Linked DNA regions of Homo sapiens: region 2 is linked to region 1. A link is a loop called in an ENCODE intact Hi-C map of the cell type or tissue named here. Cell type or tissue: HepG2. All regions are shown on one strand. Links, peaks and the distances in the headings refer to the core of each region. The heading gives the core; the rest is flanking DNA. Region 1 has its middle 16 kb from the start of ZFAND2A-DT. Region 2 overlaps CHLSN (cholesin).

The links. Hi-C counts contacts between places; a loop is a spot of excess contacts. Peaks named below come from ENCODE experiments on the same cell type or tissue, not always from the same donor. Only the 100,000 strongest peaks of a DNase experiment are listed, where the experiment ranks them.
Region 2: a loop joins it to region 1, with 8 times the contacts of the local background. A loop is called at or near these places in 3 of 110 quality-filtered maps.

Annotation. Positions count from the first base shown.
Region 1 is chr7:1,173,747-1,178,124 of GRCh38, forward strand. No RefSeq gene overlaps it. Among named protein-coding and RNA genes, the nearest start is that of ZFAND2A-DT, 16 kb to the left of the region's middle. RefSeq lists a silencer at 3,418-3,467. In HepG2, for the core only: CTCF peaks have their summits at 2,559 (motif pointing left) and 3,459; DNase peaks (open chromatin) are centred at 2,565 and 3,465; H3K4me3 peaks cover 364 bases.
Region 2 is chr7:1,100,206-1,104,583 of GRCh38, forward strand. All of the region lies in intron 2 of CHLSN (cholesin), which reads right to left. Among named protein-coding and RNA genes, the nearest start is that of GPER1, 14 kb to the left of the region's middle. RefSeq lists an enhancer at 304-804. In HepG2, for the core only: no CTCF peak of the experiment used is centred there; DNase peaks (open chromatin) are centred at 1,996 and 3,296.

The DNA of each region.
Region 1 (4,378 bases), core at 232-4,231:
TTTGTATTTTTAGTAGAGACGGGGTTTTGCCATGTTGGCCAGGCTGGTCTTGAACTCCTGACCTCGGGTGATCCACCCACCTTGGCCTCCCAAAGTGCTGGGATTGCAGGCGTGAGCCACCTCACCCGGTAAACCCCGTCTCTTCTCTAAGGACACATAGGCCCCAGTGTGCCTCCTGCTTCCCCTCCTCCTGCCACATCAGTAGCCATCCACTCTGCACGTCTCGGCGCCTCCCAGAAGCTTGCTCAGAGCACATTAGAAACGCCCGTGATGGAAATCCATTCCTGTTAGGTTTAAGCAGGAAAGAGGATGGCAGGTGCCAGGGTGGCTAAGTGGGCACATAAAGAACCCAGCGACACAGACTCGCAAACGTGACCAGACCCTAGAACCAGGGGAAGAGTGTGCCGTGAAGACAGGCACAAACAAGGCAAATGAGTAATTATGTGGCTGCAGCTTCCGCAGCAGAGCTCGATAAGCAGCGCTAAGCTTCCCCAGCCCCATCCATCCAGGGCCAGGAACCCGGGGGGGAGATGGGCCCGATGTGCCACATCCACACAAGCATTAAAATTGAGTCCCACAGGCACAGGACCCCATCCCTTCCCATTTTCCCTGACAGTCTCTTTCAGGGTAAAGGTATAGAACACAGTTAAGGTTTCTTACCTCCTTCCCCGCAATAATAATTGGCAGTTACTCAGCTCTCTGGGGTGTCGTAAGTAAGGGGCGCACGGGGAGACCAGGCTGCTATCATTAGGAAGTACTGATTTTAGCTGGACTGGACGCGTGTCAGCCAGGAGATGCAGTGAATAGAGTGAGGTGAGAGCACCCCCACTCCACACACCAATTTATTTTTTTTAATTTAAATTAATTTTTTTTTTTGAAACAGTCTTGCTCTGTCACCCAGGCTGAAGGGCAGTGGCACAATCTCGGCTCACTGTAACCTCCGCCTCCTGGGTTCAAGTGATTCTCCTGCCTCAGCCTCCTGAGTAGCTGGGATTACAGGCACATGTCACCACACCTGGCTAATTTTTGTATTTTTAGTAGAGACGGAGTCTCACCACGTTGGCCAGGCTGGTCTCGAACTCCTGACCTCAGGTGACCCACCTGCCTTGGCCTCCCAAAGTGCTGAGATTACAGGCGTGAGCGGCCGCGTCTGGGCCTTGTCCCTGTTTCAGCTAGTCCTCAATTAGGTCTAATGTCCAAGCCCCGCCTCTGGAGTCAAGTCCCCGCTCCCACCTCACTTCCAGGCCCCTGACAAAAGAGCCACGCCACCCGCCACCGCCCGTGGGCTGTGTGTGTTCTTACCGTGGGCCACTGTTCTTCCTACACAGAGGAGTGGACGGCCAGATGCGTGGCCTGAGGCTCTGGCCCGGAGATTTCTGTCCACAGTGTCTTTCAGGGCCACCTCTGAGTGGGCCTGTAACGTGGCAACAATCCACTTTCAGTGGGTGCTCAGTACTGAGCCAACCCACTTGCGAACCAAGGGCGGCTCTGTTCTTCCTCCGTCTGCTGGTCACCAAGTTCCCCTCCCATGACCGCAGGTGGGAACGGGCAGAAGGTACTGGCGTGGCAGTGGAGGGTGGTGTCCCCCCCGCACTCGGACCTGCTTGGGCCTGTCCCATGGACCCTTCCACTCGGAGCCCTGCGGCTGGGCTGCCTGGCCTGTGACTTGTTGGATCTGACGGGGTCCAGCTCAGAAGGGAAGCTCTTGCCACATAGTTGCTTCATGCCCCCTGGCCAGATAGTGCCCTGTTCCGTCTCCGCCAGGGCCAGACGGTTCCCTGCTGCAGGGGACATGGGGCAGGGGACACCTGGCCTTGCTGTGGAGCCTTGGGAATACAGTGTGTTCTCTGGTCGGGCTGTCATGAATTCCACACACGTCTTTTCCCACCCCAGCTACCCCTAGTGCCATGAGGGTCAGCAGGTGTGAGCCACCATGCCCAGCTAATTTCTGTCATTGTTTTTGTAGAGATGGGGTTTCGCCATGTTGGTCAGGCTGGTCTTGAACTCCTGTGTTCAAGCGATCCACCCGCCTTGGCCTCCCAAAGCACTGGGATTCCAGGTGTGAGCCACCACGCCCGGCCGGGACAAAATTTTAAACGCATGCTTTTGTCCTTCCGTGTGAACAGGAACTGCTTCTGATCTCCGTACTGACAGGGATGGGAAAAGGCCCTTTCCAGCTCAGCGGCCAACGTCGCATCCCTGAGGCCGTGTGCCTGCTCCGGGGAAGACGCCGTGCCTGTAGCCGTTTCGGGCTTTGACTTGGTGAGGTCTGCACCATCCTCGGTCGTATTTCATGACTGGTCTTGCTTTTTTGCAGGGGCCAGAATAATTATTTAAACGGGCATGGGATGGGGACCTCTGGATCTTTACAGCTGGCTCAAAGCCCTGCCCGTCTCCCAGGAACACATCATTGCTTTGATTTCTTATCTTGCAAGGGGAGCCGGGGCAGCAGGGGCTGCAGTTTCAGAGGCTTCTGCGTGGCCGTGTCCGCCAGGACAGCTTCCGGGACACCGAGAAACCCATGTGGGCGTTTTCCAGGTACCACGCGCGCCCTCCAGTGGTGGTTGCGGGAATGACGGCTGGTCGGGACCAGAAGACCCACTGGGCACCATGAGCGTTTCCTCCCTAAGCATTAACGGCAGCGTAGACCCCCGTCCAGCCGTCCCTGAAGTGTCCGGCATCTCCTTCGAGGGAGGCTGTAGGGTCCTCTCGTGCAAGGCCCAGGCGCATCGTGACAGCTTGCACGCGCTGTGGTTCGGGGAGGTCTTCCTGCAGGCACTGAGTCACAGGTCAAAGGCTGGCTCAGGTCAGGAAGCCAAGCAAAGCACCGAGACGTTGCCTTGCAGTGGCTTCCCGCCGCCCTCTGGTATCCATTGTTGACTTCTCTTGGTTCGATCTTTAAGTAATATTCTTGTTGGCTGTCTGTCTGTCCCCTAGGAATACCACGTTTTATGAACCATCTTCATAGCCGTCTGCAGCTCCCGCTTCCCCGTCACCACTCAGCCTGCTGCCCTCGCAAGGATTCCACCCACCTGGCTTCTGATGAGTCAGCACTACCACCTGACCCCAATTATTCTGGGGTCCCATGATTTTCATTGCTACTAGGGAAACCTTTCTAGAACCACGTCTTGTATCGTCTGCTCTGGCTTACAGAGGACAGACACTCCTGAGCCCCTTGACAGCACCGGTGCCCCCGGCCAGCCCATTCCTTGTTGATACCAGGTTGCATTCCCCTGGGCCCTCCTGTGCAACGTGGTTGGCTGGCGTTTTGGTTTTATTGTGTTTTCCCGCTGTATGTGGTATCTCCCTGTTAACTGCCCACTTCTCGGAGCCTTCTTTTTTTAAATTTTTTCTTATGGTAGAGACAGGATCTTGCTCTGTTGCCCAGGCTGGAGTGCAGTGGCATCATTACAGCTCGTCACACCGAGGAACCCATGTGGGCGTTTTCCAGTTACCACGCGCGCCCTCCAGCGGTGTTTGCGGGAATGACGGCTGGTCGGGACCAGAAGACCTACCGGGCACGAGGAAGCTTTCCTCCCTGAGCATCAACCGCAGCCTAGACGCCCGTCCAGCCGTCCCTGAAGTGTCCAGCATCCCTTTCCAGCTTTATGTGGTATCTCCCTGTTAGATGCCCACTTCCTGGAGCCTTCTTTTTTAAAATTTTAAATTTTAGAGACAGGATCTTGCTCTGTTGCCCAGGCTGGAATGCAGTGGTATCATCACAGCTCACTGCAGCCTCGAACTCCTGGCCTTAAACGACCCTCCTGCTTCTGCTTCCTGAGTAGCTGGGATTACAGGTGCACCCCACCGTGCCCAGCCAATTTTGTTTTTTAGTTTTTGTAGAGATGGGGTCTTGCTATGTTGCCCAGGCTGGTCTTGAACTCCTGGGCTCAAATGATCCTCCTGCCTCAGCCTCCCAAAGTGCTGGGATTACAGGTGTGAGCCACTGCACCCAGCCAGATCATTTCTTTTCTTTTTCTTTTCTTTTCTTTTTTTTTTTTTTTTTGAGACGGAGTCTCACTGTTTCGAGGCCAGGCTGGAGTGGTGCAGTGGTGTGACCAGGGTGCAATCTGGGCTCACTGCAACCTCTGCCTCCCAGGTTCAAACAACTCTCCTGCCTCAGTCTCCCAAGTAGCTGAGATTACAGGTGCCCACTACCACGCCGCTAATTTTTTGTATTTTTAGTAGAGATGGGGTTTCACCATATTGGCCAGACTGGTCTCGAACTCCCAACCTCATGTGATCCACCTGCCTTGGTCTAACAAAGTGCTGGGGTTACAGGTGTGAGCCACTGCACCCGGCCTCATTTCTTTTTATTGTCAGATAATATTTCCCCAGACGGATGGGCCACACTTTGCTTATCCATTCAACATTTCCC
Region 2 (4,378 bases), core at 155-4,154, 74 kb before region 1:
CGTATGAGCCCTCAGTGGAGCCCCATGTCTCGTTTGCTGGCACTAGGCCTCTTCTCAGGCCTCCTGAAGCTGCTGCCAGCCCACAGGAGCCGACAGAGGCTGGGTGCCGTGTTCAGGCCACTCTCGCTCTTCAGGTCCGGCTGGTGAGCAATTCTCTGGGAGAGAGTGGACACCAGAGGCAGGCAAAGCCACACCTGTGGGTGCAGGCCACACGCAGGCTGCACAGACCCGGGACAGGTCTGAGCTCTGAGGCGTGCGGCCCATCTCCGCGGCAGGAGCTTCTGTCTGAGCCTGGGGAGGAAAAGCCTCCACCTCACCAAGCGGCGTCAGCTGGGGAGCCTGGGCCGTGCGCCCTCAAGAAGCCATGGCTGGAGGCCTTTGCTCCAGACATGACCAGCCCCTGCCTTCCTGGCTCTCTGGCAGGTGGTGAGTCAGCTGACCCAGCTCTAGCGGAAACAAAGTGGGGGCTGGGGGAGGGGCCGTCTGTGAAATGTCCCCAGCCGGAGCCCCTCACTGTCCCCTCTGCCTCCCTGCCTCCCGGCCTCCACAGGGGCTTCTTGTGGTTAAAAAAAAAAACAAAACAAAACCCTTTCTGAGCACTTTACCCATCTCGCCCACAGGCAGAGACGACACCCCGAAAGGACAGCTGCGTCTACATCCATCAGCAAGTCTCCCGGGAACGGCTGAGGGGCAGAGATGGGAGAGGCCACAGACGCAGGCACAGAGCCCCGTGCACCCCTGCTCCTGGCCTAGGCGGGGTCTGCAAAGGCCCTTCCACCGCAGGCACAGCCCGTCAGGGAGGCTCACGCTCCACTCAGAAGGACACAGCCCGTTTCAGGGAACACAGGCCCAGGCGGCCCTGCCACAGGCTCCCAGTGTCATGGTGGCCCCTGAGGTGACACGTGCGCCACGAGGGCAGGCGTGTACGTGCGCACACTCCCGCAGACTCTGCTCTCGCACACACCCAGGCTGCGTTGCTGGGAAACGTCAGCTGCTGCGGTTGGTCTGTCTGATTTCTGCCATTGTCTGGTGGGTGGAGGATGGAGCCTGGGAACAAGGGTTAAAAAGCCAAAGGCACGCAGAACAAACGCCCTGGACGCTGGTGTGCTGCTGAGCCCAGGTACTGGGGTGGACTCCACCTGAAACCTACTGCCAGAAGTCAGCTGCTGGGAGTCCCCAGAGGGGCCCAGCTACTCTCAGAGCAGGCGCGTGCGGCGTCGGACCAGGGGCTGGCTCTGTAGAATGTGAGCATCTGCCAACTGAGCCTCTGAACATGACACAGTGAGCGGCTCCTTACACAGAGCCCCTTCCTTCCTGCTCCCGCCCCTTCCCCGGCTATTCCTGAACAACTTCTAGAGCTCTGCACCTTCAGCCTCCTGTCTGATTCTCGCCGGGATCAGCCTCCGCGCAGCCGCCCAGGTTCCTTGCAGGGTGGACCGTCCCGTGTCCCAGCACCGGGCCCTGCCCACGGCGTGCCTCCTGAGAGGGCCCACTCAGCACGGCCACGGCAGCCTGAACTCCCAGCCTTGGTATCCACGCAGCCCGCAGCTCTCTGCAATGAGGGGCCGGCCGCAGGCCCAGGGAGATGTCAGCTGCCCCAGGCAATCACAAGCAAGGAGGTGCGCGTCGCGGACACAGCACGAAGCCCTGCTCGGCCTCCAGAAAACGAGGCTCGCTCCTGAGTCTTGGCTCGCTGGGCCACCGTCACCCTGCTCTCTGGTTCAAGAGGCAGCGGCCAGGCCAGCCGAGCCAGGAACAAGCTGCAGTGCCTTGGCAGCGTGTGAAATGCAGAAGGTCTTGCCCATAGAAGTCATCACAGCAGAGCGCTCTCCCCACAGGGGCTGGGCAGCATGTCCGCTGACCACAGACCTGGCTTTGGGGCACGTGCACCACCCACGTTAACCATCCAGAGCTACAGGCAACAGCCCAGTGCCAAGTGCAGCCAGCCAGAAAAGAAAAACACACAAAAAAACGGCAAAACACAAACTCCGTCCAAAGTCCACCCACGAGCAAAGCCAACCGCATTATTCAGAGCTGCGTGCCCAGCACACGGCTCTAGAGAGAAGCGAGGAGCTGGGCCCAGCGGCAGTGGCAGTTCCCTTCTCCACCGCGCAGTCCCACTAAAGCTGCGGGCAGCTCTTGATTTGTGTATCTTACAAGAAGAAGAGGAGGGGGAGAAGAAGGGAAAAGTCGGCGTCTGCAGCCACACTCAAGTTCTTCCGCTCATCCACGACTGTGAAGCTCACAGCTCCGGCCACGCTGGCGTTCAACACCAGGTCACTGTCACTTCCACAGGGGACGGTCTTGCTTCTTTGGTAAAACCAAAGGAGTGTTTCAAACCATGCCCACCTTCCATTCACCTGTTTTTAAAATTTTTTTTTTTTTCAGAGCAGGAGCGGACGTTTATTAAAAAGCTTTAAGAGAGAAAGGAAGGTGCACTCGGAAGAGAACCCAGCGGGCGACCTGGAGAACAGGTGACCCACTGAACTGTGATCCTGCGCCCCTTTCCGTGAGGGTGGGCCGCCCGCAGGCACGGTGCCCGCCTCACCCTTGGGAAGTGAGCACGTGTGCTGGGATTGGGAAGTTGCACACGGGCAAGAAAGCAAGCACGGCGTCAGCAACATCAGACACAGAATCAGGGGCTTCAGTAAGAAAAAGGACAGCAGCTCTTCCTTGCAGGAAAATAGAGTCTGGAGGAAAAATGCCCCGTCCCCTGCAGCAGCTTGAACAGAAACACTGTACAGGGAGGTGGGCACACCAGGGAGCGGGAAGAGAGAGACACTCTGTTGCCGTCTAGACCCCGACCCCTTACCCGTGACACGGAGCCCACCACATGTCTGAGAGCAGACCTCTGCAGCGTGCGGGCCGGGGTCTGGATGGGGTCTCCCGGGCCCTCCTCCCTGGCAGCCCCGTCCGGGAGGCGCGGGTGCAGCCAGTTCACACATAAACGGTGTGGAACATCGCAGGCCACAGGGAAAGGCGTTTACGTGGCTATCCAAACTAAACCTCCTCCCACGCCCGACCCTGTGGTAAAAGACAAGTGTGCATGCTGGGCAAGGACGAAAGCTTCATCCCCTGGGCTGAGATTGTCGGGTGAAAGCGTCAAAGTGGAAGTGGCTACTGGAGAAAAACCCTCGCGCAGGGAGGCACAGTCATTCGGCTTCTTTAAGGAAAACCCCAGCTATCAGGCGCTATGCACACAACAGTCGTTAGAATGACCTTACACCCCACAAAACACACAGTCCTCTTGGAGGTGTATCTGCAGCTGAGGAGGCTGTCACCACACGAATTAGCCCTTATTTGTATTTCCATTTCCCAAGTTCAACTGTATCAGGAGACATTGGCTGATGAAACTGTTGACAAAGCCAGACTTCCTGCTACAAAGCCTGACTTCAGAAATTCAGACCACGCTTTCATTATGATCAAATTTAAACCCAACTTCAGAAATTCAGACCACGCTTTCATTATGATCGAGTTTAAACAAAACCAACAGCGACGTCCCCACCCTGCACAGGAGAGGGCTGTGCTCCGTCTCCCGTGTACTCTCATGGCATCTCCCCAGCCCCTGAGACGGGTCTGCGGTTGTCCCCACTTCACGGTGAGACACAAGTGTGCAGAGGGTGCCCAACCCGGAACTAGCTTGGGGGTGGGCTCCCAAGGACCAGGCAGCGTGGAGAGCACCCGGTGGGGCAGGGGAGAGCTGGAAGGATGGAAGGAACCCTGGCCTGAACGGCCCACAGCAGCGCTGGCCCCTGCCCAGGGAGTAAGTTCCCACCAAACTCCAAGCTCTGTGCTTTGGGATCTCGGTGCCACCTAAGCACCAGCCCCGTGCTAGCACCCACCAGGCTCTGCCATGGCACCCACAGGTTTCGCCCCATCTGGTTACCATCTCACACTGCCAGGCGGGACCAAAGTACCTGGGTTGAGGTGGCAGCTATGCTGAGTCCTGAACCGTGGGCAGGGCTCTGTCAGGCCACAAAGGCTCTGGAGAAGGCCAACCTCCACTGTCAGCACCGAGGCAAGGGCCTCAACACTGGATTTATTTACCAGCCTTTAAAAGCATCATCCGCCATGCATGCAGTGGCCCGGGAGGCTGAGGCGGGAGGGTTGCTGGGCCCAGGACTTCGAGGCTGCAGTGAGCTATGATCATGCCTGTGAATAGTGACTGCACTCCAGCCTGGGAAACAGCGAGACCCATCTCTAATGCATTCACGTCATCTATGAGCAGCAAATGAAAGCTCAGACACCTGAGAGGCCGGTGGCTCCAAGGTGCTGCACACCCTGACGCCCGCATGTCAGTACTGCAGCTCCGGGCAAATCACAGCAGAGCTTTCCTCCAGGTCAGCGCAACTGTGTTCCCGAGGGGCCCATGCAGCTT